2 separate regions of the Homo sapiens genome follow, and region 1 is linked to region 2. A link is an interaction called in ENCODE POLR2A ChIA-PET data of the cell type or tissue named here. Cell type or tissue: GM12878. All regions are shown on one strand. Each heading gives the region's core, and the rest is flanking DNA. Links, peaks and the distances in the headings are about the cores only.

Region 1 (16,582 bases), core at 3,201-11,200, 140 kb after region 2:
CACCCGCCACCACGCCCAGCTAATTTTTGTATTTTTAGTAGAGACGGGATTTTGCTACATTGGCCAGGCTGGTCTTGAACTCCTGACCTCAGGTGATCCATCCACCTCAGCCTCCCAAAGTGCTGGGATTACAGGCATGAGCCACTGCGTCCAGCCTCTCAGCTCAATTTATTAAACTCAATGTTTCTTAAGCAGTGTTGAAAATCAATTAAAAACGTTTATGTGTTGACCATAAACTTAATTCTGTATCCTTGCGCAATTTAAATGACATCTCAAATTTAGCATTCGTGATTATGTGGAGCACCAAATAAACATGGAACCTAAAATACACACAGCAATGACAAAACTTACTATTTACAGAGTGGTGGGGATTTTTTAGTGGTTAATGAAACTGCAAATAAAATAAATATGTAAAATACAGCAGCAAGATACGTTGAATTGGAAAATGATATTTTGAGTTAGTGTCCTTAAAATAACTTAAAAAAAACTTTTTACTTTGAAATAATATCAGACTTACGGGAAGGTAGCAAGAATAGTACGAAGAACTGATGGGTACATTTTACCAAGATTCACTAATTGGACGAGTGCACTGGCTCACACCTGTAACCCCAGCAATTTGGGAGGTTGAGGCGAGAGGATCGCTTGAGCTCAGGAGTTGGAGACCAGCCTGGCCAACATGGCAAAACCCCGTCTCTACTAAAAATACAAAAATTAGCCTGGCATGATGGCACATGCTTGTAATCCCAGCTACCCTGGAGGCTGAGGCAGGAGGATCACTTGAACCCAGGAGGCAGAGGTTGCAGTGAGCCGAGATCACACCACTGCATTCCAGCCTGGGTGACAGAATGAGACTCTGACACACACACACATATACACACACACACACACACACACACACACACACACACACACACACGTATCATATAAACTCATGGATGCAGACATACTCTTGTTGTTACTCAAATTGTCCCATTGTTGACCAGTAGGAGCCTCTTCCAGTTGGCTTCTGAGTCTTCCTAGTTGTGTGTGTGTGTATGTGTGTGTGTGTGTGTGTGTATGTGTATTTGTTCTCTAAACTGTTAGAGAGTAAGTAACACATCATGCCCACTTGCCCCTAAATACTTCAATGTGCACTTTTTAAATTTATTTTTTATTTTTTGTAGAAACAAGATCTTGCTATATTGCGCCAGGGCTCCTAGGCTCAAGCAATCCTCCTGCCTTGGCCTTTCGGAGTGCTGGGATTACAGGCTTAAGCCACTGTGTCCAGCCATCAATGTGTACTGTAAGAAAAGGACATTCTCTTATGTAAGCAGAGTGCGATTATGGAAACTAAGAGACTATCTAATCTGTAGTTCATATTCCATTGTCCTTTAGAGTAATTTTTTCTCTCAGTTCGAGATTCAATCCAGAGGCTGGGCGGTGGCTCATGCCTGTAATCTTTTGGGAGGCTGAGACGGGAGGATCGCCTGAGCTCAGGAGTTTGAGACCGGTCTGGGAAACATAGTGAAACCCCATCTCTACTAAAATACAAAAATTATCCAGGCATGGTAGCATGTGCTTCTAATCCCAGCTACTCAGGAGGCTGAGGGATGAGAATCGCTTGAACCCAGGAGGTGAAGGTTGCAGTGAGCTGAGATCGCGCCACTGCACTCCAGCCTGGGTGACAGAGCGAGACTCAGGAAAAAAAAAAGAAGACTCAATCCAGGATCTCCATTGCATTTAGTTATTCTGGAACTATTCCGAGCCTTTCTTTATTTCTCATGACATGGACATTTTTGGAGAGTAAAAGGGCAGCAATTTTGAGGAATACACTTTAATTTGGGTCTGTCTGATGCTTCTCCTGATTATATCCAGGTTATGCTTCTTGGCAGAGATACTGCAGAAATGATGTTAGGATAAAGGGACATTTTCTTTTTTTGAGCTGTGCCACTACTAAAGATGGCCTAGAAATCGCATTTTTTTTTTCTTTCGTCATCCACTACCTCTTACCTACAATCCCAGGCCCCAGATTTTGGTCTTTCATTCTCTTTGCCACTCAAAGAACCCAGGACTCCTTAGAAAGGAGCTGATTCTAAGTCTTGAGGCAGAAACCAGTCAGACTGGATCTGGGACATCCTTTTGTTGACAAAAAGCAGGAATACTGTTTTTTTAACAAAGTATATTTTTTGAGACAGGGTCTTGCTCTGTTGCCCAGGCTGCAGTACAGTGGCACAATCTTGGCTCACTGTATCCTCTGCCTTCCAGGCTCAAGTGATCCTCCCACCTCAGCCTCCCAAATAGCTGAGACCACAGGTGTGCACCACCATGCCTGGCTAAGTTTTTAAAAAATTATTTTTAGTAGAGATGGGGTTTCGCCATGTTGCCCAGGCTGGTCTTGAACTCCTGAGCTCAAGCGATCCAACCACCTCAGCCTCCCAAAGTGCTGGGATTACAGGTGTGAGCCACCTGTGATTTTTGCCTGGCCAAAAATGCTTTTTAAAAAGTTATAGGCTGTTCAAAAAGAATAAATAAACTAAAGAGCCTCCCACAGGCCAGGTTGCAGTAGTGATTCAGTATTTGCTGAAGGAGTTAATATGACCACTCAATTCTCCCATTAAATAACCACTGAGTTAGGGTTTACCACTGATGTCCATAGTTTCTAGAATGCCATACATTTTAGGGTACATTGGTTTGGTTATAGCTTTTAAGAAGTAGAGGTGGGACATAAACACCATATTAAATATTTGCAACCATTAGTAGACACACCCTGGTTCCAGAAATATTAAAATGGTCAAAAATAAAAATGCAAGGGAAGACAAGATTCTTTCTCCATTTTGCAGATGAGGAAACTGAAGTTCCCAAGAGCCAGGTAGCAGACACAAGTGAGTATTTGCTGCCTTCAGATCTTGTCCAGTTTCTAGCAGAATCTAGAAGCTCTTCAGAAGAAAAAGCACAAGGCCAGGCACAGTGGCTGACACCTATAATCCCAACACTTTGGGAGGCCAAGGCAGGCTTGGCCCAGGAGTTTGAGACTACCCTGGACAATATAGCAAGACCCTGTTTCTAAAAAAAAAAATTGTTTTCAATTAAAGAAAAGAAAATGAAAAGCATATAACTGGGGGAATACTACTTTTTACTGCCAGTGCGAAAAAAAAAAAAAAAAAAAAAAAGAACCCCACTCAGGGTGAAAACAAAAACAAGAATAAAGGCTCCATAACTTCTGCAATCTCTGTGAGCCACTCCCTCTTTTCATGCCATCTGGCTGGCTGGTTTCTGCTCCAGACTTCTGGAAAGTCAGTCTCGGGCCTCTCTGCTCTTTTCTGTCCATCAGTTAATAACTCCGAGTCCCCTGTTTTGAAAAGGTGAATGTGAGTACAGCTGTCCTCATGGTCTCATCCACTCACCCCCAACTCTCCTCAAGTAAGCCTGGGACCCCTCATTTCACCATCTGCTTCTAAGAGGAACCTCACTCTCCTTGTCTTTCCTGCCCCTTGAAACCACCTAACACAACAACATACCTTATGCAGAGTTAAAATTCTTCAACAGGCCGGGCATGTAGGCTCACGCCTATAATTCCAGCGTTTTGGGAGGCAGAGATGAGAGGATCACCTGAGGTCAGGAGTCTGAGACCAGCCTGACCAACATGGCCAAACCCTGTCTCCACTAAAACTACAAAAATTAGTCAGGCGTGGTAGTAGGCACCTGTAATCCGAGCTACTCGGGAGGCTGAGGCAGTAGAATCATTTGAACCTGGGAGTCGGAGGTTGCAGTGAGCCAAGATCCCACCACTATACTCCAGCCTGGGCAACAGAGTGAGACTCTGTCTCAAGCAAACAAAAACAAAAAGAACTTCTTCAACATTAGAGCCTGTAGCAGGGAGCTTTTGATGCATGACAGATTTCCCCCAACTTAGCAGCTACAGATAACAAACATTTATTATCTTATACCTGAAGTTCAGGAATTGGAGCAGCTCGGCTGGGTGGTTCTGGCTCAGGGTCTCCAGAGGTTGTAGTCAGAGGTTGCTCAGAGCTGCAGTCATCAGAAGGCTTGACTGGGGCAGGAGGAGCTGTGTCCAAGATGGCGTCCTCCCATGGCTGTTGGCTGGAGGCCTCAGTTCCTTGCCATGTGGGCCTCTCAACATAGGGCTGCTCCCAACATGGCAGCTGGCTTGCCCTAGGGAGAATGAGGGAGAGAGTGATCAAGACAGAAACAGAGTCACCTGGGCTTGGTGGCTCACACCTGTAATCCCAGAACTTTGGAAGGCCAAGGCAGGCAGATCATGAGGTCAGGAGATCGAGACCATCCTGGCCAACATGGTGAAACCCCATCTCTTCTAAAAATACAAAAATTAGCTGGGTGTGGTGGTGTGTGCCTGTAATCTCAGCTACTTGAGAGGCTGAGGCAGGAGAATCACTTGAACCCGGGAGGTGGAGGTTGCAGTGAGCCAAGATCGCACCATTGCACTCCAGCCTGGCGACAGAGTGAGACTCCATCTCAAAAACAAAAACAAAAACAAAAACAAAACATAAGCTGCCATGTCGTTGATAACCTAATCTCAAAAGTGACATACAATCACTTCTGATATATTTTATTGGCCACTCTGATGACCAGGACCCCTGCTTCATTGTGAGACGTGACTACACGAGGGTATGACCACCAGGCAGTCAGGATCACCGGTGGCCATCTCAGAGGCTGGCTACCACAGGTCCCATCCCAAAGAAGGAACAAACGCATGGGTATCTACCGTGTCCACTGTGCTCCAGGCCTTGATGTTAGGTAGATGTGATTATCTCCATTTTGCAGGTGAGGAAATAGGCCCAGAAATGTTGACTTACTTGCTCAAGGTCACACAAGTAAATGGCAGAACTGTAATTTGAAAGGAAGTAGTCTGCTTCCCTGATTACTTAAAAAAAGAAAAAAAAGGCCGGGCGCGGGCGCACACCTGTAATCCCAGTACTATGGGAGGCCAAGGCGGGCAGATAACAAGGTCAGGAGATCGAGACCATCCTGGCTAACATGGTGAAACCCGTCTCTACTAAAAAAAAAATACAAAAAATTAGCTGGGCGTGGTGGCAGGTGCCTGTAGTCCCAGCTACTCGGGAGGCTGAGGCAGGGGAATTGCTTGAACCCGGGAGGCGGAGCTTGCAGTGAGCCGAGATGGCGCCACTGCACTCCAGCCTGGGAGACAGAGCAAGACTCCATCTCAAAAAAAAAAAAAAAAAAGAAAAAGAAAAAATATTTACTATAGAGAATTCCAAACATACAAAATAGAATAATACAGTGAATCCCATGTCCCTATCACCCTCATTCAATGATGCCCAATTCATGACCAATCATTTCGCATTTCTATCCCAGCTTTTCACCTTCCCCCGATCATTTTGAAGCAAACCACAGAGATCACATCAATTCAAATATACATATTTTGATATCCCTAAGAGACAAAAATGATTTTTTTTTTAGAGACAGTATCTCACTTTGTCATCAAGGTTGGAGTTCAGTGGCATGATCTTAGCTCACTGCAACCTCCACCACCCAGGTTCAATCCTCAGTCTCCCAAGTAGTTGAGATTATAGGTGCGCACTACCACGCCTGGCTAATTTTTGATAAGAATCATTTTTTTTTTTTTGAGATGAAGTTTCTTCCTTGTTACCTAGGCTGGAGTGCAATGGCGTGATCTCAGCTCACCACAACCTCTGCCTCCCAGGTTCAAGCGATTCTCCTGTCTCAGCCTCCCGAGTAGCTGGGATTACAGGCATGTGCCACCATGCCTGGCTATTCTTTTATTTTTTTTTTTATGTTTTCATTTTTATTAGAGATGAGGTTTCTCCATGTTGGTAAGGCTGGTCTCGAACTACCGACCTCAGGTGATCCGCCCGTCTCGGCCTCCCAAAGTGGCTCCCAAAGGCCATGAACCACTGCGCCTGGCCAAGATTCATTTTTAAAAATAAAACTACAATAGAATTTTCTGAACTTTCAATCTTTTTTTTTTTTCTACAGGGTCTTGTTCTGTCACCCAGTCTGGAGTACAGTGGCATGATCAGGGCTCATTATAGCCTCGACCTCCCCTGCTCAAGTGAGCCTCCCACTTTAGCCTCCTGAGTAGCTGAGACCACAGGTCATGCCACCACGCCTGGCTAATTGTTTGATTTTTTGTAGAGATGAGCTCTCACTATGTTGCCCAGGCTGTTCTCGAATTCTTGGGCTCAAGTCACCTTCCTGCCTCAGCCTCCCAAGGTTCATGAGCCACCGTGCCCAGATTCCAGTTTTCTAAACTTTAAAATAATTCACAATACTCAAATGGAATGAAATATTTAGCCAGCGTCCCTATCCTTGATTGTCTCATAACTTTATTTTTTACAGCTTATTCATTTGAGTCGTAACTGAAATAACATCCACACATCACAATATTACAGTTGGTTGCTATATAAAATCCCTTTTATGGGCCGGGCGCGGTGGCTCACGCCTGTAATCCCAGCACTTTGGGAGTCTGAGGCGGGCTGATCACAAGGTCAGGAGATCAAGACCATCCTGGCCAACACGGTGAAACCCTGTCTCTACTAAAAATACAAAAAAAAAATATTAGCTGGGCATGGTCGTGGGCGCCTGTAGTCCCAGCTACTTGGGAGGCTGAGGCAGGAGAATGGTGTGAACCCGGGAGGCAGAGCTTGCCTTGAGCTGAGACCGTGCCACTGCACTCCAGCCTGGGCAACAGTGCCAGACTCCATCTCAAAAAATAAAATAAAATAAAATAAAATAAAATCCCTTTTACTACATAGGCTTCTCACCCTCTCCTCTCTCTCGCTCTCTCTTTCTTATCTTTTAAATTGTTCTTTTTTTTGAGACAGGGTCTTGCTCTGTTGCCCAGGCTGGAGTGCAAGTGGCATGATCACATCTCACTGCAGCCTTGAACTCCTGGGCTCTAGTGAGGCTCTCACCTCAGCCTCCCAAGTGGCACACACCATCACGCCTGGCTACTTTTTATATTATTATTTTTGGAGAGATGAGGTTTCACCATGTTGCCCAGGTTGGTCTCAAACTCCTGGGCTCAAGCGATCCTCTTGCCTCAGCCTCCCTAAGTGCTGAGATTACAGGCATGAGCCACCGTGCCCAGCCCATCTTTTAAATTTTTTTATTTTTTTTGCTTTGCAGGCGAGTTGTTGTTCTGTGAGGCTTGCTGGTTGCATCCTGTTGCATCCTTTAATATTTTCCTTGGTTCTCTGTATTTCTTGTAAATGAGTAGTGAGAGCTACAGTCCTGATGTTATCCAGATCCGAGTGTTTTCAGCATGTGGTCTTCAAAGGAGGGGGTATGTTCTTCCATCAGGAGGCTCCCAGCGCCTGGCGGTCTCTCAGGAACCGTTGGTGCTCAGTCCTCCATCCTTGAATTCTTCAGGGATTGTGACAGGGCGGTGGCATTCTGACTCTATCATTTCATTTGTGAGCTGAAGGGATCCAGAAGGAGAAACTCCCCTCATCGAATGTGTGGTCCTTGCACGGTACACTTTGTAGAGAAAAGGCATAATGCATGCTTGAAACTTGTCCTTCGCTGCTCAGTTTTCAAAGTAATGAGTTCGGTCCCCTGCGTCTTCCATGAGGTGAGCAATGAGGGTTTTTCTTAAGTGTCAGATAGGCCGGGCACAGTGGCTCACACCTGTAATCCCAGCACTTGAGGAGGCCAAGGCAGGCAGATCACCTGAGGTCAGGAGTTCGAGACTAGCCTGGCCAACATGGTGAAACCCTATTTCTTCCAAAAATGCAAAAATTAGCCAGGCGTGGTAGTGCACGCCTGTAATCCCAGCTACTCGGGAGGCTGAGGCAGGAGAATCACTTGAACCCGGGAGGTGGAGGTTGCAGTTAGCCAAGATCATGCCACTGCACTCCAGTCTGGGCAACAGAGCGAGACTCTGTCTTTAAAAAAAAAAAAAAAAGCATCATATAAACTCATGGATGCAGACATATTGTTATTGCTACTCAAATTGTCCCACTGTTGGCCAGTGGGAGCCTCTTTCAGTTAGCTTTCACCATGTTGCCCAGGTTGGTCTGAAACTCCTGGGCTCAAGCAACTTCCTTAACCTGACTCTCATGGCGTCTGGCAGCTTCATTGCTCTCTGGGGTGTTCCAATGTCCCTGCCCCATTGTGTGCATTTCTCCATCTCTACCTGGAATCTGCCATTTCTCCAGGGATCCCAGGCTCCTCTGAGTGGAGATTGGAGTTCAGAGGCCACTGCCTCGGGTCGCCTGTGTTACTAGCTCTCTGTGGTTAAGCCTGCTAATCTGAGGGTTCCAGGGGCAGCCTGGAAACCCTGGGCTGAGAGTGAGTGGGGACCTAGGACCTCCTGTTGATTCTGCCACTCAGAGCAGCTGCTAGCCCAGAGGATGTTACCCTGAAAACTAGGACAGGTGGCCCCCTCTCAGACAGACACAGACCCCTACCAGGTACCTAGCTGGGGAGTAGAGCATGGGCAGATTTCAGCACTTGCCCCCAACCCCCATCTCAGCCAAGCGCCCTCACCCTGTGCACCACCTGCATACATAACTGATTCTTTACTCCCACTCGGGGAAGCTCATGTCACCTCTCTGAGCACCAGTGTCCTCATCTGTAAAATAGCACAATGTCCTCTTCCTACCTCACTTATTTTCTCTGGCTCATTGGACCTAAGGCAGATGTTATAGGTTGAGCTGGGTTTTCCCAAAAGGATATGTTGACATCCTAACTCCCTCAAATACTGAACCTTACTTGGAACTAGGGTCTTTGCAGGTGTAATTAGTTAACATGAGGTCATACTGGAGTAGGGCAGGCCCCTAATCCAGTATGACTGGGGTCTTTATAAGAACATGTGAGGATAGAGACACAGGGAGAGGCAGAGATTGGAATGATGTGGCTACAAGACAAGCAATGCCAAGAATTGCCACTGTTATGGTTTGAATATTTGTCCCCTGTAAAATGCATGTTGAGATTTGATTGCTATTCTAACACTGTTAAGAGCTGGGACCTTTAAGTGATGATTCGGCCGTGAGGGCTGTGCCTCATGAGTGGGTTTCATACCTTTATAAAGGGGCTGGTGGGAGTGAGTCCTGTCTCAGGGCTCTTCTGCCCTTCTGACATGTGAAGACAGTGTTCCTCCCCTCCTGGGGGTGCAGCATTCAATGCATCACCTTGGGAGCAGAGACCGGACCCTCACCAGATACCGAGTGTGCTGGCACCTTGATCTTGGACTTGCCAGCCTCCAGAACTGTGAAAAATACTTTTTTTTTTTTTTTTTTTTTTTTTTTTTTTTGGTGAGACAGGGTCTCACTCTGTCACCCAGGCTGGAATGCAGTGGTGTGATCACAGCTCACTGAAGCCACAATCTCCTGGGCCCAATCAGTCCTCGCACTTCAGCCTCCCACATAGGTTGGACCATAGGTGTATGCCACCATGCCCAGCTAGGTTTATTTTTTTTATTTTGTAGAGACAGGGTCTCCCTATGTTTCCCAAGCTGGTCTCAAACTCCTGAGCTCAAGTGATCCTCCCACCTTGGCCTCCCAAATGCTGGGATTACAGACGTGAGCCACCGTACCTAGCCAAATAAATATTTCTGTTGTTTGTAAATTACTTGGTTGATGATATTCTGTTACAGCAGCACGAAATGGGCCAAGTTAGAAATTGGTACCAGAGAAGTGGAGTGTTGCTATAACAAGTACCTGAAAATGTGGCAGAGATTAGAATGATGCCACTACAAGCCAAGCAGTGCCCAGAGGTGGAGGGTGAAGGGTTAGAAGCCACACACAGGGCCCAGCCTGGGCCCAGCATCCAGAGGCACCCCCCCAACTTGTCCCTGGGGCTCACACTTTCATTTTGATGCTGAGCATACCCAGACTCTAGAGTCGATATGTCTCTTTATTTTTTTATTTTTATGTTTTTGAGACAGAGTCTTGCTGTGTCGCCCAGGCTGGAGTGCAGTGGTGCGATCTTGGCTCACTATAACCTCCAAGCGATTCTCCTGCCTCAGCTTCCCGAGTAGATAGGATTACAGGTGCGTGCCACGATGCCTGGCTAATTTTTGTATTTTGAGTAGAGACAGGGTTTCGCTATGTTGCCCAGGTTGGTCTTTAACTCCCAGCCTCAAGTGATCCACCCACCTCGGCCTCCCAGAGTGCTGGGATTACAGGCAGGAGCCACCATGCCCTGCTGGGTATGTCTCTTTAAAAAGAAATAAAGAACAGAAACAAGAGGAAAAAACTGTGGCAACCAGAGGGAAGTTTGTTCTTTTATTCACTTCTACACATAAACCTCTATTGTGCTGACCTTTGAATGGAAACTGAGCACTTGGCAATCAGCCTCTGCTCAGATATCCCAACAGTCCCAAACCCTGACCTCCCGGCTCAGATGTTGGGGCAGTAAGAGGATGTGCTGTCTTTTGAATTAAGAAGCCCGTTTCAGAAGGATGATGGAGCTAACATTGCATCTAGGTCACTCTGGAAAAGAAAAATCAGATCAGCCCAGATGGTTCATCCCCTGGGTTAGTGCAGGCCCCACGGCGTTCCTGAAGGGTTTATAGGGACCTTTGCTTTTTTAGGCTTGGGTTTCTTAAGTCCTTTCTGCTTTGTTGCTGAAACTGAGTTCATCTTGCAAATGGAAGAGAAGAGAGCACTTCAATTGTCCCACACAGAAGAATCACTCGGGAGACTCGTTAAAGTGCAGATTCTAGCTCAGGAGGCCTGGGGGTGGGGTTGTGGGTCCTGCATTTCGTAACTCCCAGGAGGTATGGTGGAACTAGTGGATGGAGAAGTGGCTGAGAATGTACTTCTTCCTGGGCAAACATCATCTTAGCTGCCTCCCCTGGCACCTGGGGGTTCCTTGAACCCAGCATCTTCATGGTGGCATGCCACTGCTAGTGAAGCAGTGTTGTCTGTGGTAAATACCTGGGGTTCATTGTCTCGTGCCAAGAAGATTAAGGACATGGACACACATAAGGAATGAGTTTAGAAGCAGAGGTTTAATAGGCAAAAGAAAGAGAAAGGGGAACAGCTTTCTTCCTAGTGAGAGAGAAGGGCTTCCGAAGGGAAAAATCCAGCCGGAGGTGGACCACAGCAGATTTTATAGGCAGGTTTGAGGAGGTGGTGTCTGATTTACATAGGGCACACAGATTGGTTGGATCAGGTGTGACGTTTATGTAGCACTCAGGGAAGGCTGGCCACCCCACCCTAATCTTATTACACAAATGGGCTTTCGACTTGGCCCATGCCATGTTGTTTGCTTCTTACTGTACACATGGCTGGCAAAGAGAAGGGAAGATGCTCACACCTGTAATCCCAGCACTTTGGGAGGCCGAGGCGGGCGGATCATGAGGTCAGGAGACTGAGACCATCTTGGCTAACACAGTGAAACCCTGTCTCTACTAAAAATACAAATTAAAAAAAAATTAGCCGGGCATGGTGGCACGCGCCTGTAGTCCCAGCTACTCAGGAGGCTGAGGCAGGAGAATCGCTTGAACCCAGGAGGCGGAGGTTGCAGTGAGCCAAGATTGTGCCACTGCACTCCAGCCTGGGCAACAGAGCAAGACTCTGTCTCAAAAAAATAAGAGAGAAGGGAAGATGGAGCCTCCATGTTGGACATGCCTGGTCCGAGGTAGCCTTTTCCTATTGGCACAACTTGGCCTTTTCCTATTGGCACAGCTGCTGGCATTCACCCTGGAAGCTTCCAGCTTGCTTGTCTATGTCTGCAGCTGGATTTTACAGGCTGCTCTTTGTTAGAAAAGAAAATAATTTGGGGGCTGATTTTCATTAAAAGGAAAACCTTAGTTGGTACTCCCATACCCTATTTGCCTAAGTAGTTTCTTCTGAACTCCTACATCAGTAGCAGAGAAGCCACCTGAGTGTAAGTGGGTGTCGGGGCCAAAGAAAGAAATAGCAACACCCTACTTATTTTTAACAATGGGGAAAAACATTCGTCTGACAAAGGATGTCCAAAAAGAGCGTTACTGGTCATGGTTTTTTCCTCTTTCTTCCGTTCTCAAAAATGTTGACTATTAATGAGTCAAGCAATAAGTAGAGTGATAGGAACCACAGCTGCTGGAGGGCTCTCTCTGATCTGGCATGGTAGTTTTTTATCTCCCAGAAGCCTGTAAACCAAAAATAAAAGTCTAAGCCCCCCAACCAACTGAATGGACCCCTCCTATCGGCCAAGGGCATTCCAAAGTTAACCTAAAGAACTAGTTCAGGCCATGATGGGAAGAGGTGGGGGTCAGACATGCCTCGTTCTACCCTCCTCCCATTGGAATCCAGGCACAGCTGACCAGCATTAACATTAACACAGGGACCTTAATACTGGACAAACAGATTGTTTTTAGCAATGACATCCCAACAGCACAGATAGCAGGCCCTGAAAGAAATTGAAGTATTTTACCGCAAACTACATTTGAGGACTAAACTCTAATTTTTTTCCTATCTTGCCCAAATTCCTATCTAAGGGGCCTGGATAGGACCCCTACAAACCATAAATTTTCATCAGATAGGTTTTATTTAACCCTATATATCGTGACTTACTTTCCAATCTGATTCTGGTGTAACATTACATGACAAAGAAGAAAATCAAAATATTTTACCCCAAGATGGTCGGGCGCAGTGGCTCACACCTGTAATCCCAGCACTTTGGGAGCCCGAGGCGGGCGGATCACAAGGTGAGGAGATCAAGACCATCCTGGCTAACACGGTGAAACCCTGTCTCTACTAAAAAATGCAAAATATTAGCCAGGCATGGTGGCGGGCGCCTGTAGTCCCAGCTACTCGGGAGGCTGAGGCAGGAGAATGGCATCAACCTGGAAGGCGGAGGTTGTAGTGAGCCGAGATCACGCCACTGCACTCCAGCCTGGGCGACAGTGCGAGACTCCGTCTCAAAAAAAAAAAAAAAAAAAAAAATTTTACCCCAAGACATGTTTCTTTGTCATATTTTGAAATGGTCCTGCAAAGCCATTCTTTGTGGGGGAAAATTTACATCTGTAAAGAATCTCTATTAACATAGCTAGATTTTTTCTTCCAGGCCCTCCCAATGCTGAAGAGATTAACTGAGAACCTAGCACCTTTTAAAGGTCTGAATAGGAAGCATTTGTCTTCTATTGTCTCTAAGGGCTGCCATTATAAGACTTCAAAAGAACCTTGGTCTCCACAATCTTTTATCTTCACCTGAACATTCCCTTTCTATTGATCCCAGGTCTTTAGACTCAACCAATTGTCAACCAGAAAATTTTAAAATTTATCTATAGCCTAGAAGGTCCCTACCAACCAGCCCCCTCCTCCTGCCCCTCTTTGAGTTGTCCCGCCTTTCTGAAACAAACAAATGTAACATTGTACCTTTTTTTTTTTTTTTTGAGACAGAGTCTCACTCTGTCATCCAGGCTGGAGTGCAGTGGCACAATCTTAGTTCACTGCAACCTCTACCTCTTGGGTTCAAGCCTTTTGCCTCAGCCTCCCAAGTAGCTGGGATTACAGGCACCTGCCACCACGCCTGGCTTTTTTTTTTTTTTTTTTTTTTTAGTAGAGATGGGGTTTCACGTGTTGACCAGACTGGTCTTGAACTCCTGACCTCAGGTGATCCACCAGCCTCAGCCTCCCAAAGTGCTGGGATTACAGGTGTGAATCACCACACCCAGCCCCAATGTATATCTTGAATGTATTTGATTGATGTCTCATATCTCCCAAAAATATATAAAACCAGGCTGTACCCCAACCACCTTGGGCACATGTTCTCAGGATCTCCTGAAGGCTATGTCATGGGCTACGGTCACTCATATTTGGCTCAGAATAAATCTCATCAAATGTTTTAGAGAGTTTGACTCTTTTCATCAACACATTTTTTTGTCGTATTTTGAAAGAGCCTACAGAACTGTCTCTTGGGGGGGAATTCTGCACTCTGTTGAGAACCCCCTTCCCTTTCCAGGTGCTTCCTCTGATCCAGGAGAGAATTCACTAAGAGTGGTGCCTTTTTAAGGCTGGTAAAAAACATTTGCCATCTGTTCTCTCTGAAGCTGGCTACCAGGAGGGCATCATCTGTGATATAAAAACCTTGCTCTTGTCCGGGCACGGTGGCTCATGCCTGTAATCCCAGCACTTTGGGAGGCCGAGGCAGGTGGATCACAAGGTCAGGAGTTCGAGATCTGTTGGGAAAAAGGCTTGTGGGGTGCCTGCATAAACTGGCCATAAAAATATGGGACAATAAGTTGTGGAAAGCCACAAGAGGCCGCTGAGGAGGAAAGCCTCCTAATTGCCATCATGTTCCCATGCTCAGAGTGAGACCTGCTCTCTTATCTGCAAACACTGTGTTCAAGGAGAAGGACACTCCTTTGAAGCACTGGAATGTGGAGAGACATGCAGGCTCCTTGTTAAGCCCACTCCTACTAGCTACTCTCTGTTAAGTTAAAAATACGCTGTTTGAGCACAAAGGAGATTCATTTAAACCGCTACTACTACAGTATGACATACTGTCTCCCTTTCCCCGTTTCACCCCTGAACATCTGCTTCTCAGATCTAAGTGACTGTACTCAATAAATAGTGTGGAGACCAGAACTCTGAGCCCTTTGCAGCCTCTGATTTGCTCTGGCCCCCTGGCTCCCACCTTTATGAACTCTTAACCTGTCTCTTCTCATTCCTTTGTCACCACCGGACTTCGGGTACCTTACGGGTGGTGTTGAGGCTGGTCCCCAACAGAGACCAGCCTGACCAACATGATGAAACCCTGTCTCTACTAAAAATACAAACAATTAGCCGGGTGTGGTGGCGGGCGCCTGTAGTCCCAGCTGCTCAGGAGGCTGAGGCAGGAGAATCGCTTGAATCCGGGAGATGGAGGTTGTAGTGAGCTGAGATCGCACCACTGCACTCCAACCTGGGCGACAGAGCAAGACTCCATCTCAAAAAAAAACAAAAAAAAAACCTTGCTCACAACCCCTCATCTTAACCCAGACACTCCTTTCTCTTGATTCCAGGTCTTTAGATAATAACTCAACCAATTGCCAATCAGAAAATCTTTGAATTTACCTATGACCCAGAAGCGCCCTCCCTGTTTGAGTTGTTTTGCCTTTCCAGACCAAACCAGTGTACATCTTGCATGTATTGATTGATGCCTTTGTCTCCCTAAAATGTATGAAGCCAGGTTGTAGCCCGACAACCTTGGGCACATGTTCTCAGGACCCCATGGGGCTGTGTCATGGGTCACGGTTCTCATATTTGGCTCAGGATTAATCTCTTTAAATATTTTACAGAGTTTGACTCTATTAGTTGAAAGCCTCCGGCATCTGACGCAAATGTTACTGTCTCATTTTATGGATGGATAATGTGAGGCTCAAAGTGAAGCGGCATTGTTGTCTGGGGTAAATACCCTGGGTTTGTCATCTCATGCCAAGAAGATCACGGACACTGACACATATGAGGAGTGAATTTAGGAGGGGAGGTTTAATAGGCAAAAGAAAGAGAGAGGAGAACAGCTCTCTCTCCTGTGAGAGAGAGGGGCTTCTGAAAGGGAAAAAAACCAGCCCACTGCAGACTGCACCAGATTTTATAGACAGGCTTAAGGAGGCAGTGTCTGATTTACATAGAGCCCACAGATTGGTTGGACCGGGGTGACATTCACATAGCGCTCACGGAAGGCTGCCCCCCCAACCCTAATCTTATTATGCAAATGAGCTTTCCACTTGGCTGGTGCCATGTTGCCTGCCCCATGTTGCCTGCCCCTTACTGTACACGTGACTGGAAAGGAGAAGGGAAGATGGAGCCGCCATTTTGAACATACCTAGTCCCAGGTAGCCTTTTCCTATTGGCACAGCTGTTGGCCTTCACCTGTGCAAGCTTCCAGCTTGCTTGTCTGCAGCTGGATTTTACAGGCTGCTCTTTATTGGGAAAGAAAATAATTTTGGGGCTGCTTTTCATTAAAAGGAAAACCTTACAGAGGACTCTCATATCCTCACTATCTGCCTAAATAATTTCTTCTTAACTCCTATATCAAAAAGGGTTTAGTACTTTGTCCAGGACTGCATACCCAGCAAGCATGGAGCAGGAGCGTGGGGCTGGACCCTCTGGCTTTCCCTGCACCACGCTGGCCAGGTGCAGGGAGGGTTGGGCATTTGTACTTCAGAGAGGGGTGGCCTCTTTTTTTGTAGAGGAACTGGTAAGCCCAGAAGAAAGGACCTGCTTTCTGGAATTTTCTTCATGTATCCAGCTGTAACAGTCCATTACTCAATGGGGGATTTTTAGGTCTAAATTTTTTTTTTTTTTGGACCACAGCTGGGCCATCTAGGTACCCAGAATATCAGCCCATGAGCTTGGTTTATCCCAAAAGGCATCTGGCCTCAATGCAAAGTCAGGGCTGCTTCTGCCGATTTCTTTCTTCTTCTACTTTTAAATTCAAATTTACGTAAAAGTATAGAGAACAATGAACCTGACGTTCCCAATGCCCATCCCCAGTCATCACCAGGTTCCCAATGCCCATCCCCAGTCATCACCAGGATGTGGCCCGTTTCATCTTCACCCCCTCCCATCCCCGCACACTCAGGTTATTTTTAAGCAAATTCTAGACATCATCACAGAGCAAAGCAAACCAAGAAGGGAAGAGAATGCCTTTCTTCAGGCCTGCC
Region 2 (15,180 bases), core at 99-8,098:
AACGCCTTGGCTCAGCCCCTGAGACTGGACAGTACTGGAGTGTCACTGGGCACAGGGTCTAAGTGGCAATGAAGAGGGGATGCTGAGATATGGTGGGCAAGGGCTCCTTTAGGAAAATGGACACTAATGCCATTCACCGCAAGCAGGCTGAGTCCACCCCTCTCCTGCATTACCTGGCTTTGCCAAGACAACCACAGGCAGAGGGTGTCTTAGTTCAGTCTGCTATAACAGAACACCATAGGCTGGGGGACTTAAACATTTATCTCTTACTGTTCTTATAAGGGCATTAATCCCACCCATGAAGGCTCTGCCTTCGTGACCTAATCACCTCCCTAAGGCCGCACCCCGCAATACCATCATTTGGGATCAGAGTTTCAACATATGAAGTTTGAGGAGACACAAACATTGAGTCTGTTGCAGATGGTGGTACAGGGTGGGGTAGGACCTACTGACAGCATAGCTGGCGGCAGAGGGCTCTCCTAATGGGTTCACAGTGAGATTTCTTTGAAGAAAAAGCTTCAGTTGAGCTCAGTAACATCTTAGCGAGAACCAAGTGCCAGGGGGAGTGTGTGCCAGGTGCTCTGCACACCTCCCCAGCCTGCCTGCCTGCCTGCCATCCATCCGTCCGTTCTTTTACAGAATGAATGCTTGTTGGTTCAGTACAGTGCCTGGTGATTGAACACAGTGAACAAGACAGACCAAGCCTTGGCCCTTTGGCACTTGGTGAGGAAGACTAGTAGGAACCCAAACAAGAGAATCAGATTTTTTCGGAACTATGAAGGCAGGCAAGAAGGACATGAGCTTCCCTGTTGTGTTCACTGCCATGTCCTCAACACTTAAAACTGTGCCTGGCCTCTAGTAGACGGTCTCTGTAGGTGTAGACATGGAGTGAAACAGAAGTGAAACGGTAGGATAGAGATGGTGGGCTGCTTTAGCTGAGGGGTCAGAGAAAGCCTCTCTAAGGAGATGATGCTTTTGAGCTGAGCCTTAATTTGATAGAAGGATCTGGAGAAAAGCAGTCCAGGCTGAGGGAATCAGTGGTGCCAAGACCTTCAGGTGAGAGAGAGTTGGTTTTTCCGCAACCAAAAGGAGGCCCATGTGGCTGGAGAACAGCCCCAGGAAAGGTCAGTGAGGTGGGTGGGAGCCATACCATGGAGGACCTGGAAGGCCATAGCCAAGAGCAGTGGAAAGCCATTGGAAGGTTCTAGGCAGGAGATGACACAATCCCATTCCCATTTTGCAAAAATGACTCTGGCAATTGTGGACAGAATGAGCTGAGGGGTAAGAGGGGAAGCAGGGCCACCACCTCAGATGCTGTTAGTTGTCCAGGCCAGAGGTGACAGAGGCTTGGATGAGGGGAGTTTAGTGAAGATAGAGAAACATGAACAGACTGAGAACAACTCTCAAAAGTAGAACCTATGGAATCCATTCAAAATCTGTACTGAGCATTGATTGTATCGCACTCCTGTGTCTAGGCCCTTTGCATATGCACTCACTCATTCAACAGACTTTGACCCTGCCTGCTCTTCTGCCAGGCCGTGTGCTAAGGGCCTGCGATCCCAAGATAAATCCCTGTCTCCAAGCCAAGCATTTGACTTTGAAGCAGTGTAACTTGGTGAGGAACGTCTTATTTTATCTCTTTACCACATCAACAGAAACACTTCCCCTTCCAAATGAAAACATTGGCATATTCTGAACTAAAAACTGAATCCCAAATGCTTCGACATATTTTGCAGCAAACGCTGTTTAAGCAGAAACACCAGGAAATATCTCTCAGGGACACCCTTGCAAAGCTCTCGGGGTGTCAGGGCCTGACCCTGGGAAGTGGGGAGGCCTGGAGAAGTGGTGGAAGCCATGCACAGCCTTCCCTCCTCCCCACCCTCAAATCCAAGCCAAGGAGGCCTTGCCCCCAAGTGCCGAGGAAGCTCAGAACCCCAGGGTATGAGAGGGGTAGCTAGCAGCAGGGAAGCCGCCAGGAAAGACCTCAAGATGATCTGACCGAGCCTCATCTCCAGGCCCCTTTCCATAAGCAGGGGAACGCCGGTAGTCAGTCCTGCTCTTTCTCAGCCATTCTCATGTGGTCACATGTGTTCCCCACACGCCAATCCAGGAAACAGTGACTAAGGGCGTGGAGCATGTCACACAGTGGGGCCCAGGATGAATCTCAAGATGAACAGGTGCACCTACTTTTGCTCCCTCTTTTTTTTTTTTTTCTCTTATGTGTGGACCCACATAATTCAGTTCCTCAAACATTTGCTGAGCACCTACTTGAGGAGGCAGTATTAGGGTCATGGTTAAGAGCCAGGGCCCTGGGTTCACATCCCAGGGTAGCTGTGACCTTGGGCATGCTGCTTAACCTCCCTGTACTTTGGTTTCCTCTTCTAGAAGATGGAAATAATGAAAATCTCCCTTGTTGTGAGGATTAGGTGAGATATACATAAAGCACTTAGATCTCCTTGTATATAGTAAGAGATGTATTAATATTAACCACTCATATTCATAGTCGGATACAATGGAAAGCGTGTTATACCCATGCCCTTGCAAATGTACAAACCTGCACCTATACTCATGCATGAATATTTATATCCTGTGAGCAGAAGAGGACAGGCTGCCTGAGTGCCAGGGAGGTCCAGGTCTAGCCTAGCTGGGGGAGACTTCCCACTCTGCCTTCCCAGCCCCAGGACCCTTAGGAGAACTTTCTTGCTGCCCTGTGGTCCCCAGGGCACCAGAACCCTGGATAGCCGGCTCTGTGGTTTTCCTAGAGTGTTAATTGTTGCCCAGGAGCAGGGAATGGGGAATCGGGAGCTCCCTCCTTCCCAGGAGAAAGGGCTGCAGTGGCTGGCCTGGGAGCCAGGGAGAGTCTTCACGTCCCAGCAGTTCTGGTGCAGAGGCAGCTCAGTTGGATTATTCGTCCCGGTTCCTAATGAAAGTGAAAGCTGCTGGTACCTGCCAGCCCTCTCTTGGCACACAGCGAGCTGAAAATGCAGAGACTGGAGAACGTTGCCACCAGAGTCAGCTTGTCCTGGTGCAGCTCAGATTTGGAGCTGAGGGTTATCGATGCATTGGTCTATCTTATTCCAGGATTTCCTAGGCTTCAGTTATCTCCCAACTAGGAACCACAGCTGCTCCTTCCTAACCTGGTCCCTCCTTGCCAATCTGTGGCCTGTGCTATCAGCAGAACCCCTGTGCCGGACATAGAGCTGCCCAGGTCAGAAACCCAAACCTTCCACAGGGACACAGTCAGATTTGAGTTATGGGAGATCCCACAGCCAGGGGTCAGGGCGGATGCAGGAAACCAGGCCAGGAAGCTGTGGCTGTCATCTAAGCAAGAGACAGACAATGGTGACACAGGGAGGCAAGTATACCCCCAGGCCTGGCCACCTCTCCAGCTCTGCTCCTGACATGAGGCTCACCCAGAAGGTCCTTGGCCATAGGGTACATTGGTGCCAGCTGCGTCTTCAGACAGGAGAAAACCCCAGTATGTGTCTCAAGACAGTGAGATGTCAAGAGTCCTGCTCTCTTAGCCCTGAATTATACAAACTGGAGATTTCAGCCAAGAAACAGGCAGGGTCTGCCCCACTTACAGCTCATGTGTCTGTTTTGCCGAACTAAGAAAGTGAGGGCTTCTCTCAATTTGGATATTCATATTTCTGGTTTATCTGCTAGCTTTCCTCCCAGAACTTCTGAAAGCATACTCGGCTTTTGGGAAACCTAAGATCACAATAAAAGTGGCAGACCTCTTTATCCCTGTCTCACAAATAAATGGAGGCACAGAATGGGGAAGTGGAGGCCGAGGGAACAAAGCCAACTAAGACTGCCAGCCCGGTTCCCTGGCCACAGCACTGAGGGTTTGAGGGGTGCCTCCAGTGAGGGCTCCCCATCCCCGACCTTGGAACACCAGCTCATAGTTTCTGCCAGGCCTATTTCATACGCACTCTTCCAACTTTTTCCTGAATTAAAAACAAACAAACAAACAAAAACCTCTGTTATGAAGTAATTTCACACTTACAGAAAAGTTGCAAGAGCACAAACAATGCCCGCCCAAACTCACCAGTTGCACCAGTTAGCACTTTGCTCATGTACACGTGCATGCTCTTCCCTCTGTTTGTATATGCATGCCTGTGTATATGCACACATGTGTATATGTGTAATTTTCATAAGCATTTGAAAATGGGTTCATTATGCACCTTTACTCCTAAATAATTCAGTATTTATTTCCTTAGAACAAGGACAAATTTGCATAACCACAGTAGGGTTGTCAAAATCAGCAAATCTAATATTGATACACTATACAATCCTATGACCAATCTCATCTACAACTTTATTCAAATTTTATAGAGGCTGAGGTGGAAGGATCACTTGAGTTTGAAACCAGCCTGGGCAACATAGTGAGACCCCGTCTCTACAAAAAGTAGGAAAAAAAAAATAGCGAGGTGTTGTGGTACACGCCCATAGTCCCAGTTACTCGGAAGGCTCAGGCAGGAGGATTGCTTGAGTCCGGGAGTTCAAGGCTGCAGTGAGTTATTATTCCACCACTGCACTCCAGCCTGGGTGACTGAGCGAGACCCTGTCTCAAAACGAAAAAAAAAAAAAATTGTCCCAGTAGTGTCCCTTAACAATAAAAAGGGGAGAGTTGAGGTCCAAGATGCAATCCCAGATCAGCTTTTGCATTAATCTCGAGCCTTCTTCAGTCTGGATCAGCTCTTCAGTCTGTCTTTCTCTCTTGTGACATTGACATATTAAGCAGAGTACAAGGCTGGTGTTTTGTAAACTGTCTCTCAATTTGGGTTTGTCTGATGGTTATACTCGAGATTAGATTCAGATGAGGCATTCTTGGCAGGAATATTGCAGAAGTGAGTGTGTGTCTTCAGTGCATCTTATCGAGAGGCACATGCCATCTGTCCCCTTTCTGGCGATGTTAACTTTGATCAGTTGGTGAAGGTGGTGTCTGCCAGGTCTCTCCACTGTCAAGTTACTATTATTCCCTTTATAATTTGCAGTTTAAGATGAAATGCACTAGTTTTAGTGCTTCATCTGTAAAACTACTTTTTTATGTGAATTTATTTTTTAAAAAATGTCTGTCACTAAAGAGAAAATCATCATCGCTTGGCATGGATAAAAACACTAACTGCCAAAGTCATTAACTTTTGGCCAAATACCAAAGCCAGCTAAAGTCACAGGGCCTTGGCCTGTATTCTTTGTTAAAAAGAGATTAACAACTGTCGGGTGATAAACATAAGATATACCAGCACCAAACTGAACTTTCTCCTCTAAATAATCATAAGGATTGACCAAAAACTGAAAAGCAAATTGCTTGCTCACTATATGTGATTCCTTGTTACTTAGGGTCACCTCCGTATACCCTCTAAAATTGTTACTTACATGCTTTGCAGTTGGACATATTTTGGTTTAAATCCCAGCTCCACCAACACCTCAGACTTCATCTCCTAAGCCTCGGTTTCCTTCTCTGTAAAACAGGGATAATAGTAGCACCTGCCTAAGGGCTTGTGCAAATTAGATTGGGATAGTGAATGATGTATAGTTGGTGCTTGCTTAATGAATGACGTGGTCAGTGTCAATGGCGTGTCAGACCCTGAAGGGGCTCTAGCCCAGGAAGCCTTCCCCCTTTCCTTGGGTGCCCTTCCTCCTGAGGACTGGTTACCAAGGAGGGTGTGTCTGTGTGGGCAGCCTTTGAAGTAGCCCAAGGGCGGTGATAATTGGTACCCAGCGAGTCCCCAGATGGTGCTGGTGCCCTCACAGCTGCCATCCCAGGCCCCAAGCTTGGAGTGGCGGGGAACTCCCTCAAGGGTAAGGCTTCATTTCTGGGAGTCCCTCCTGGCAAGGGGCTTGGCTGGGTGGTTAAAAATAACTGCCTCTCCCACATCTCCATCACCTGCCCCAAGCATCACCCTGTGAAGCCGCCAAGGAGGGTTCCATTAGACCAGGGAGGAAACTGAGGCTTGCAGAAGTTCGATGACTCATCTCAGATACCCATCTATGAGGTGGCAGCATTGGGCTCCTGGCCACGCTGTCCTGATGTTTCCCCCAGTGAGGTGGTCTGCTGGAGGCGTCCCAGGGCGGTAGTGAATACGCAGCAGCGGATCAGATCAGCTCTCAGGGCCCCGACACCCCCTGAGCACCTACTGCTTTGCCCTTTTAACTGGCACAAGGCTCAGTTATACAGGCCAAGGGTATCAAGCTAGACTTCCTGGTTCCATTTTCATTGTATTTTTAGCATTGCCTTCTGTGTATGACAAATTCTACTGCTTTGGGTGTTATATGGTGACATAAATGATCTTATTAAAAAATTGGAGTTTAAAAAGTACATTGGTTTAAAATACTAAGTAAATAATAGTCCAGGTGGTTCTTGGATGTGGCAGGACCTGGAGGGAGGCACTGGGCAAGTGCTGCCCTTCCAGAGGGCTCAGGGAGTCTTGGGCGTGACCAGCTGGAGGCACGTGGTAGACCAGGCATCTTCACAAAGCCCGCTGCTGATCAGCTTTGGCAGCCAACGTGCAAATCCGAAGCCAGGTTTGAGAAAGTGGTCATCATTTCTCTGTGACGTTGGCTTTCCTCAGGGACATGGACCTGTGCAGAGACAGGCAGCTTCTCCTTTGCCGTCTGTCTCCTTCCGGCCACCAGGAGACAGCCAGACCCCAGCCATGCCTTCATTCTGAGATAAGGTAGAGACCCTCCTGCCACATAGCCTGTCACCAGCGTGGAGGATCAGAATGGCTGCGTGAGTAGGGGAGGGTGACGTCTGTCTTTAGCCACTTTAATTGATTTTTTGGTACATGGAGAAAGGAATGAGCAATGGGTTTCTAGAAGGCAAGGTCTTTGAAGGAGGAAAAGTGCTGCTGCTTTCAGAAGGCCCCTAGCCTTGAGAAGGTTCCCTGCCGGTATTGGTTTCTACCTGGGAACAGGTGGGGCTAAGGAGGGAAGGAACCACCCTGTACTGATGTCTCGTGTGTGCTGGGTATTGTCAGGCACTCCATGGACACAAACAGCCCAATGTGGTGGGCACTGTCCCCTTTTCCAGATGAGGAAACTGGCCCAGAGAGGGTGGGTGACTTGTCTGAGGTCACACAGCCAGGAAGGGGCAGAACCACAATCAGCACAGACAGGCTAAATGCAGATCTCACAGCATTTGCCCTGAGGAGCAGGACAGCGGGCAGCTGAACTCTAGGAAAGAATTCCCTTCTACCACTTTCAGAGCCTCACCCACCAGTGCGCGTAAAACGCCAGGGCCATCTTCTTACTTAAGCCACATCCTGAACCAGGCAGCTTCTCTGCAGAGTTACTGAGCTAAGACATTGCTTCACGAAGGGGATCTAGCACCCAACTGTCATTCTGACTACAGAAACCAGCCAGCCAGCCACGTCCTCTGTCCAGCTCTGGGGAATGGCTGGAATGAAAGGTTACAGTTTCAGAAAGGGGGAAAAAAATCTAGTGGCTGATAACTTGTCTGCTGTGCTCTGATGATGTCAGAAGGTTGGAGAACCTGCTGCCCTGGGTTCTATAAGCTCCAGCTCTGGGGTGCTTTTCAGCCTGGGGCTCTTGATGCCTTAGAAGAAACTTGTTCAATCCGTGGTGCGGCCTGTAGGCTGCATACAGCTCAGGACGGCTTTGACTGTGGCCCAACACAGATTCATAAACTTTCTTAAAACGTTATGAGATTTTAGCCTGGCCAACATGGTGAAACCCCATCTCTACTAAAAAATACATCAATTAGCCAGGCATGGTGACATGCGCCTGTAGTCCCAGCTACTCAGGAGGCTGAGGCATGAGAATTGCTTGAACCTGGAACTGCAGTGAGCCAAGATCATGCCACTGCCCTCCAGCCTGGGTGACAAAGCAAGACCCTGTCTCAAAAAAAAAAAAAAAAAAAGAATTTTTTTTTTGGTTTGTGTTTTTTTGTGTGTGTGTGTGTGATTTTGTTTTATTTTTTAGCTCATGAGCTATCATTAGTATATTTTATATGTGGCCCCAGACAGTTCTTCCACTGTGGCCCAGGGAAGCCAAAAGATTGGATACCCCCATCTCAGAGAAAAGGGACGAACCTGCAGTGCCGAGTGGTTTCGGCTTTGGGGTCAGGCCACGGGGGTTCAAATCCTGGCTCTGCCATTTATGAGCTGTGTGGCCTTGCACGGCTTGCTTAACCTCTCTGAGCTCCATGTGAAATGCAGGGATGATGGTCCTACTTGGCCCTACCTCCTAGAGTTGTTTTTGAGGGATAAGTGAGTTAAGACATGAGTTCGAGTAGTACAAGGTGAACACAAAGTAAATGCTTCATAACACAAGTGTTGTCACGATTTTCATTTAGCGTTTGCCAAGGCTGCCATTGCAAGACACAGGAGCGAAGGGGTTGATCTCTAATAGCCAAAGTGTGTGACAAATGAGAATTGAACTGTGTCCCAGAACATCCTCCCGCCCTACACATAGAAACCTGGGGTCACCTCCCTGTCCTCGACTCACTGTGTGACTTCAGGCAGAGGTCACCACCCTCTCTGGGCCCTTTCATTCTCTGCTATGGACTGAGTGGGACCAGCTTGGATCAAAATCCTCAAACCTCATACAACACTGTCAGCAGCTTTTCCTGTATCTGCCTGTTACCTGAACTATTAACAGTTTTCTTTAAATTGGCTCCTTTTAAAGTAAAATGTTTTGAAAAGAGAAACTTTTGTGTTTTTTTGAGACAGAGTCTCACTCTGTCACCTAGGCTATAGTGCAGTGGCGTGATCTCGGCTCACTGCAACCTCTGCCTCCCTAGCTCAAGCGATTCTTCTGCCTCAGCCTCCCGAGTAGCTGGGACCTCAGGCACCTGCCACCATGCCCAGCGAATTTTGTATTTTTGTTTGTTTGTTTTTAGTAGAGACGCGGTTTCGCCATGTTGGCCAGGCTAGTCTTGACCTCATTTCGCCATGTTGGCCAGGCTGGTCTCAAACTCCTGATCTCAACTGATCCACCCACCTTAGCCTCCCAAAGTGTTGGGATTACAGGTGTGAGCGACTTGGAAAAGAAAAACTATATTACTACCAGAAATGGAAACTTGGCATCACTTGCTATAAATAGAAGGTAACCCTACAGATAAACACAATGAAAACCGGAGTGTTAGTAAATTCCACGTGTAGCCCATTCAGACTGGAGATCTGCACACAAGAGGGCAGCTACAGCCAGACTAGCGCCTGGCTGGGACTGTCGGGGATGCGGTTTGTGGTCACAGGACTGGGAGAGGAGTGAGGTCCTCACCGAGTGATTCCATCTTCTCTTTTTTTTGAGACAGGGTCTCTGTCACCCAGGCTGGGTGCAGGGGCACAGTCATAGTTCACTGCAGCCTTGAACTGCTGGGCTCACGCAATCCTCCTGCCTCAGCCTTCCAAGTAGCTGAGACTACACTATGCCTGGCTAATTTTTAAATTTTTTATAGAGACAGTCTCACTGTGTTGCCCAGGCTGGTCTCAAACTCCTGGCCTCAAGTGATCCTCCCACCCCAGCCTCCCAAAGTGCTGGGATTACAAGCATGAACCACTCTATCCAGCTGATTCCATGTTCTCTAACACCCTATCCACACAAATCTGAGATGGGCTCAAGGATGACCACAGGCCTTGGAGATCTCTGCAGTGAGCATCTGTGCGGCTGAATCTGAGTAAAGGATTCTGCTTCAGGCTGCTGGCCAGCAGGTGTCTCAGGAGCAGGCTGGTGGAGGGCAGCTATGGAGAGACATTAGCTCTGCCTGCACTTACAGCCTGAGGACCAAGCAGGCTCTGGAGGCAGAGAAAGGCCTCAGCAAAGAAGGGCAGGTCGACCTGCAAGGAAGAGTGAGTGGAGGGAATGGGGCGGGGCACCCACAGCCTCTGCTAAGGTCTCATGGCACTTAGCAGGGTCCTCAGCGTCTGCTAAGAGCTCAGGAAATGGTACCTGCTCTCATTCAGACCGTTTCCATCGTTATTACCAAGCCAGTGCCAGCTTTGCCTCTCATAGCTGTGCATCTTTAGGCAGGTTACTTGGCTTCTCTGAACCTCAATTTCTTATCCTATTAAATGATAAGAACCTCAGTTTCTTATCCTATACGATGCATGGGTCTCAATGGAAACAGTTCCGCCCCCTTAGGTCGACCTTGGAAATAGGGTAGGAGGGCATTTTTAGTTGTTCCAGTGGCCAGGGGTGCTACTGGCATTTAGTGGCCTGGAGCCAGAGATGCTGCTAAATGCTCAGTGCCCAGAACAGCCACCCCACCTCCAAGAATTGTCCTACCCCAAATGTCAATAGCACCCTGTCAAACAACAATACATGTCACATGTTTAACATACAAGTTCTGCGAGATGTTCAGTGAAGTTTGCGGAAAGGATAGTGAGCTGGGAGATGAGGCTTGGAATCAGAGCAGGGCTTGAGGGGGCTGCAGAGGGGTTGGGCATGGGAACACGAGGTGCTACAGAGACACTGGCACCCGGCTAGGCACACAGAGAAGGCAGTGGGAAACGGGGACGTGCCAGGGGGCCAGGCCATGGAGATGATGCTGCATCCTGGGAGAAAGAGCCAAGTGGGGCTGCTGAGTAACTTGGCTGTGGCTATTGCCTTCCTGTAGGTTGCAAAGCATTTTTCCGGGCAAGGTGGAAGGTGTTGCCAAGCCCTGCCCACTACCCAGCGCTGGCTCAGCTGGCCCAGAGCTGCAAGTCAGCCCTCAGACCCTGGGTGACTCCTGAGCAGGCTGCACCAGCATCCCCCTCCTCCCTCCCAATAAACAGGACAGTCCTTCCTCTCCCGTGTGACATTGCACTGGTTCTCCAGCCCAGGGTCTCTGAGAAATTAGGCAAATTCATTAAAAAGAGTTTTATATTTGCAGAAAGACATTTTCAGCCTGAGTCTGGGGCTCCCAGTGGTTCCCTAAATTTGAGGGATGGAGGAAGACTTCCCTGCCCCACCCCAAGCCTCCCGAGCCTGGTGGATTGGTCCCTGTCCCCAGCCAACCTGGTGGCAGGGTGGGGCTTCCGTGCTAATAACCCCCCTTTTTCCTTCTTGTTAGACCTGCTCCCCTCAAAAGCTTCGTGCCAACAGAGAGGTTCCTGTTTGAACCCAGGAGAGTGGAAGAGAGATTGGGACTGAGTGCTGAGGTTGGGAAGGCACCTGCTCCCACAGAAGGGGGAACGCAAGAGGCATCCCAAGACCTCATCTGCCTGCAGTGTCAAATCGATGGCCTGGCCTTGGCTTCTGATTATTTGCAGCTGCGATGGATGTTTACAGGAACCCAGCCAGAGTTTGCCTCCCTGCACTTCATCCCGGAGCGCACCTGCTTCCCCCACTTCACCTTCGGAGAGGACACTTCAAACTGCGGACACACGCAAAAGCGACTCCCAGCTCCGTTTGATGTGAGTTGAGCCTTCAGGCCAGCTGGGTTTAGCCCGAGGCTGGTCTTAGATGCAGCGACTGTTTCAGGGGTGACTCAGAAGAAAAAGAAGCTGAGGAAGCTGTTGGGGGGCTGAGGGTGGGATTCTCGCTCCTTCATTTCAGGTTACTCGTTCTTCAGCAAGTTGGCAAAACAGACATCATGCTGGTGAGTGCCACGTTACTCCCCTGGCTGGAAATGCTTTTCTGAAAGTATGAGTGTTGTGCCTACTTAATTCTGATAAACCTGTCTAAGCAATACTTAGGAGGCTTACTTCTTTGGATTAAAAAAAAATGTATGCAACTCCAACCCCTGGGGCCCTGCCTTTTTTTTTAACTTTGAGATTCGGGAAAGGAGTTCTAGGCAGAACCTTGTGGCTGACAAACAGCAGAAGATCCAGTGGGGTTGAGAGAGTCTGCCCCAGTCGGGCTGGCGTGAAAGTCCCAGGCTGGCCCCCTGCCCCACTCCACAAGCCAGGGACAGCATTTGGGGTGTGGTGGGAAAAGCCTGAAGGCCAAGCTGGAAACCAGGCCTGAATCCCATAGAAGTGGGGGTGGGTATCCCCTGTGTCAGGCACATGGTAGACCTTCATTAAAGATAGGGGGGAAGGGCTTGGCATGGTGGCTCATGCCTGTAATCCCAGCACTTTGGAAGGCCGAGGCGGGCAGATCACTTGAGGTTAGGAGTTCGAGACCAGCCTGGCCACCACGGTGAAACCCCATCTCTACTAAAAATACAAAAAAATTAGCCAGGCATAGTGGCGCACACTTATAGTCCCAGCTACTCGGGAGGCTGAGGCAGGAGAATTGCTTGAAACCAGGGAGGCAGAGGTTGCAGTGAGTTGAGATCATGCCACTGCATTCCAGCCTGGGCAACAGAGCAAGAGAGGGATTAAATGAGTGGAATTGGGAGCTTGTAGTTTCACGGAATACAAGCAGTAATTCTCTCCAGTTTGCAGAGCACTTGATTTCAAAGCACCTTCACATACACACCAAGTGAAGCAGGGTTCAAACGATTGACCCCTTTCTACAGGCGAGGAGACTGAGGTGTGGGAGAGTACAGGCGGCAGAACTCTGGGGGGAGACAGTTGGAGCACCACTTGCCCTCAAGTGATGCTAAAGAAAGAAAAGCTACGAAATCTGAAAAGAAGACATTTGAGAGCCCCAGGGAAAAAGGTGAGCGTCAGGAGGGAGACATTTGTATGCAGAGAGAGGCCTGCGAGGAAGAGTGACCATTTGGAAGGTGCGTGGACTTACAATCCACTGGACATGGAATTGCACTATCATGCCCTGATTCCTCCGAGCAGCGCTTTACCACCTGACAAATGGGGTTCAGGGGCACTTCCGGCACACTGTGCCTGTCCCTGCAGAGAGGTCCTCCAAAGAAGTCAGAAGTCCATTCCTTTATAGGAGTGTGACTATAAGTATCACTTAGATCTGTGACACGGAGACAGTAATTTATCCACATCTTACGATGACTGTGCGTTAACTACGAAAAGATGCCCCTCTGGGTTAAAAGGCTCCACACCAGGACTCCCAGTTTGGCAAGCAGAACCCAGACTGGTTTGCAGCCCCCATGTTCCCCCTTGTCCCAGGTGCCTTTGTGCAGTGTACAGACTGGCCAACCTCACCTGGCAGCCCTGTCCAAAGAGTTTTTTTAATTTGCTAAAATATAAGACTCACCAGGGCAGGAACATCTTATTCATGACTGTGCTGTCAGTATGTATTTGCAGAATGAATGAAACCGTTAGGTGAGGATTATTTGTTCATTTTATGTTATTGAGCACCTATTATACACAGGCGCCTTGCTGGGTACAGAGGGCACAGCAGTGTACAAAGCGAGATGTTTCCCGCCCTCCTGGAGCTCATGTCCTAGGACAAGAGCAGACTGCATAAATAAGTGAAAAAGATAAAACTAGTGATGGGGTTGGAGAATGGGGCAAGTCCCGAAGGATGAGAAATCAGCCATATGGAGAGCTGGGAAGAACATTCCAGCCAGAGGCAAGAATGAAACACAGATATATGTAATAATGACAGCCAACATGTTATTGAGCTCCAATTCTTAACGTATTAGCTCACCACACCTTCACATAATCCTATAAAGAAGGTGCTGTGGTTATGCCCATTTTACAAATGAGGAGACTGAGGCACAGAGAACTAGCTTGCATAAGTAAGTGGTGAGGTGGGCGTTGAGCCCAGGCAATCTCGTTCTAGAGTCTCTGCCACTTGCCCCTAGACTCTTATCCCTCTTGAGTAGGAGTTTAGCACAGTGTCTGGCACACAGTCATCACTTATTGAGCTAATACTTTCTGAGCGCTTTGAATTTCCCTTGCACTGTGATAAGGGCTTTGCATGTATCTGCTCATTAAATAAACAGTAGTGGCCGGGTGCGGTGGCTCACCCCTGTAATCCCAGCACTTTGGGAGGCCAAGGCAGGCAGATTACCAGCCTGGCCAACATGGTGAAACTCCATCTCTACTAAAAATACAAAAATTAGCCAGGCGTGGTGGTGCATGCCTGTAATCCCAGCTACTTGGGAGGCTGAGGTGGGAGAATTGCTTGAACCCAGGAGGCAGAGGTTGCAGTGAGCCGAGATCATGCCACTGCACTCCAGCGTGGGCAATAAGAGTGAAAACTCTGTCTCAAAAAAATTAAATAAAATAATAAACAGTAGCTATCATTAACAAATCGTTAGTGTTAATAACTGCAGGCTCTGACCTCATTTCATCATCACACAGACCAAAAGCAGTGGGTCAGACCAAAAACCTGGCACATGGCACAGTGGATGATCAGAGCACACCTTAGTGCTCACTCCTGTAGGCGCACACACAGGAGGCCCATGGCCTCTGTAGAGTCTGCAAGTGCAGGGATCCCTTGCAGGGTGACACCTGAGCTATTTACAAGCTGAACCTGGATGGCAGCACCTGATACCCTTTGCAGCCAGTTCGAGGCAGGAGGTGCTTGCCTGTCTGCAAAGATCATCAACCACGCAGCCGGGTCTGGATTCCTCAGACCCTCTTGACACCCAGCTCTCACTTGCTGGGGAGAGGAGCAGAGCTTGGGAATCAGACTGATCCTGTGGGCACTGGGGCTGGTGAGCTGGAGCTGAACAGGCAGCTCCCACTGCCACCAGGAGTAAGCTAAGATGTCTTGAATTGGGGCTTCTGAGCAGACTATGCCCGAGTGAAAAGCAACAGTCGTGCCGGCAGCTCGCTGGGTAGAAAGCGGAGCTTCCAAGTCCCTTTCGGACTCCCTGCAGCCAAGGTGGGACTCCGTCTCCGCTAAAAACCAGCTCACTCCCAGGACAGAGCTGTGTGTCAGAGGCAGAGGCAAACATTCCCCTTGGTAAGCTTTTGGTGCTTCAACCTTTCTCATCCCCAAACAATTAATTTTCCACTGAATTTTAGGAAGCCACAAAGAAAAGTCCTCTCAGAAAAGAGGACTTGAGCCAAGGTGGGCTCTGGTGTGTGCACGCGTGTGTGTGTATGTGTGTGTACGTGCACACACGTGCATGTGCACATGTGGTGAAAGGAGGGTGGGTAGGACAGTAGCAATCCTTGTCACACTGGCCAACAGAATATGGCAGAAGTGGGCTGGGTGTGGTGGTTCACACCTGTAATCCCAGCACTTTGGGAGGCTGAGGCAGGAGAATCACTTGAGGCCAGGAGTTCAAGACCTGCCTGGGCAACATAGTGAGACCCTGGCTCTACAAAAATAAAACTAAAGATTAACTGGGCTTGGTGACTCACACCTGTAGTCCCAGCTATTCGGGAGGCTGAGGTGGGAGGATCACTTAGC

The links. ChIA-PET counts read pairs that join two places held together with the same protein. Peaks named below come from ENCODE experiments on the same cell type or tissue, not always from the same donor. Only the 100,000 strongest peaks of a DNase experiment are listed, where the experiment ranks them.
Region 1: POLR2A ChIA-PET joins it to region 2 with 10 read pairs; 3 of 35 experiments call an interaction of 5 or more read pairs at or near these places.

The regions. Positions count from the first base shown.
Region 1 is chr16:10,786,576-10,803,157 of GRCh38, reverse strand. All of the region lies in intron 2 of TVP23A (trans-golgi network vesicle protein 23 homolog A), which reads left to right. Among named protein-coding and RNA genes, the nearest start is that of TVP23A, 24 kb to the left of the region's middle. RefSeq lists enhancers at 8,104-8,203, 12,818-13,356. In GM12878, for the core only: no CTCF peak of the experiment used is centred there; no DNase peak of the experiment used is centred there; H3K27ac peaks cover 396 bases.
Region 2 is chr16:10,925,403-10,940,582 of GRCh38, reverse strand. It overlaps CIITA (class II major histocompatibility complex transactivator), which reads right to left. Exons shown (of 20, transcript NM_000246.4): 20 at 4,189-15,180. DEXI (Dexi homolog) reads left to right here. Exons shown (of 2, transcript NM_014015.4): 2 at 11,024-11,692. Among named protein-coding and RNA genes, the nearest start is that of DEXI, 9.5 kb to the left of the region's middle. RefSeq lists an enhancer at 9,911-9,960. In GM12878, for the core only: a CTCF peak has its summit at 3,281; no DNase peak of the experiment used is centred there; H3K4me3 peaks cover 3,276 bases; H3K27ac peaks cover 3,184 bases.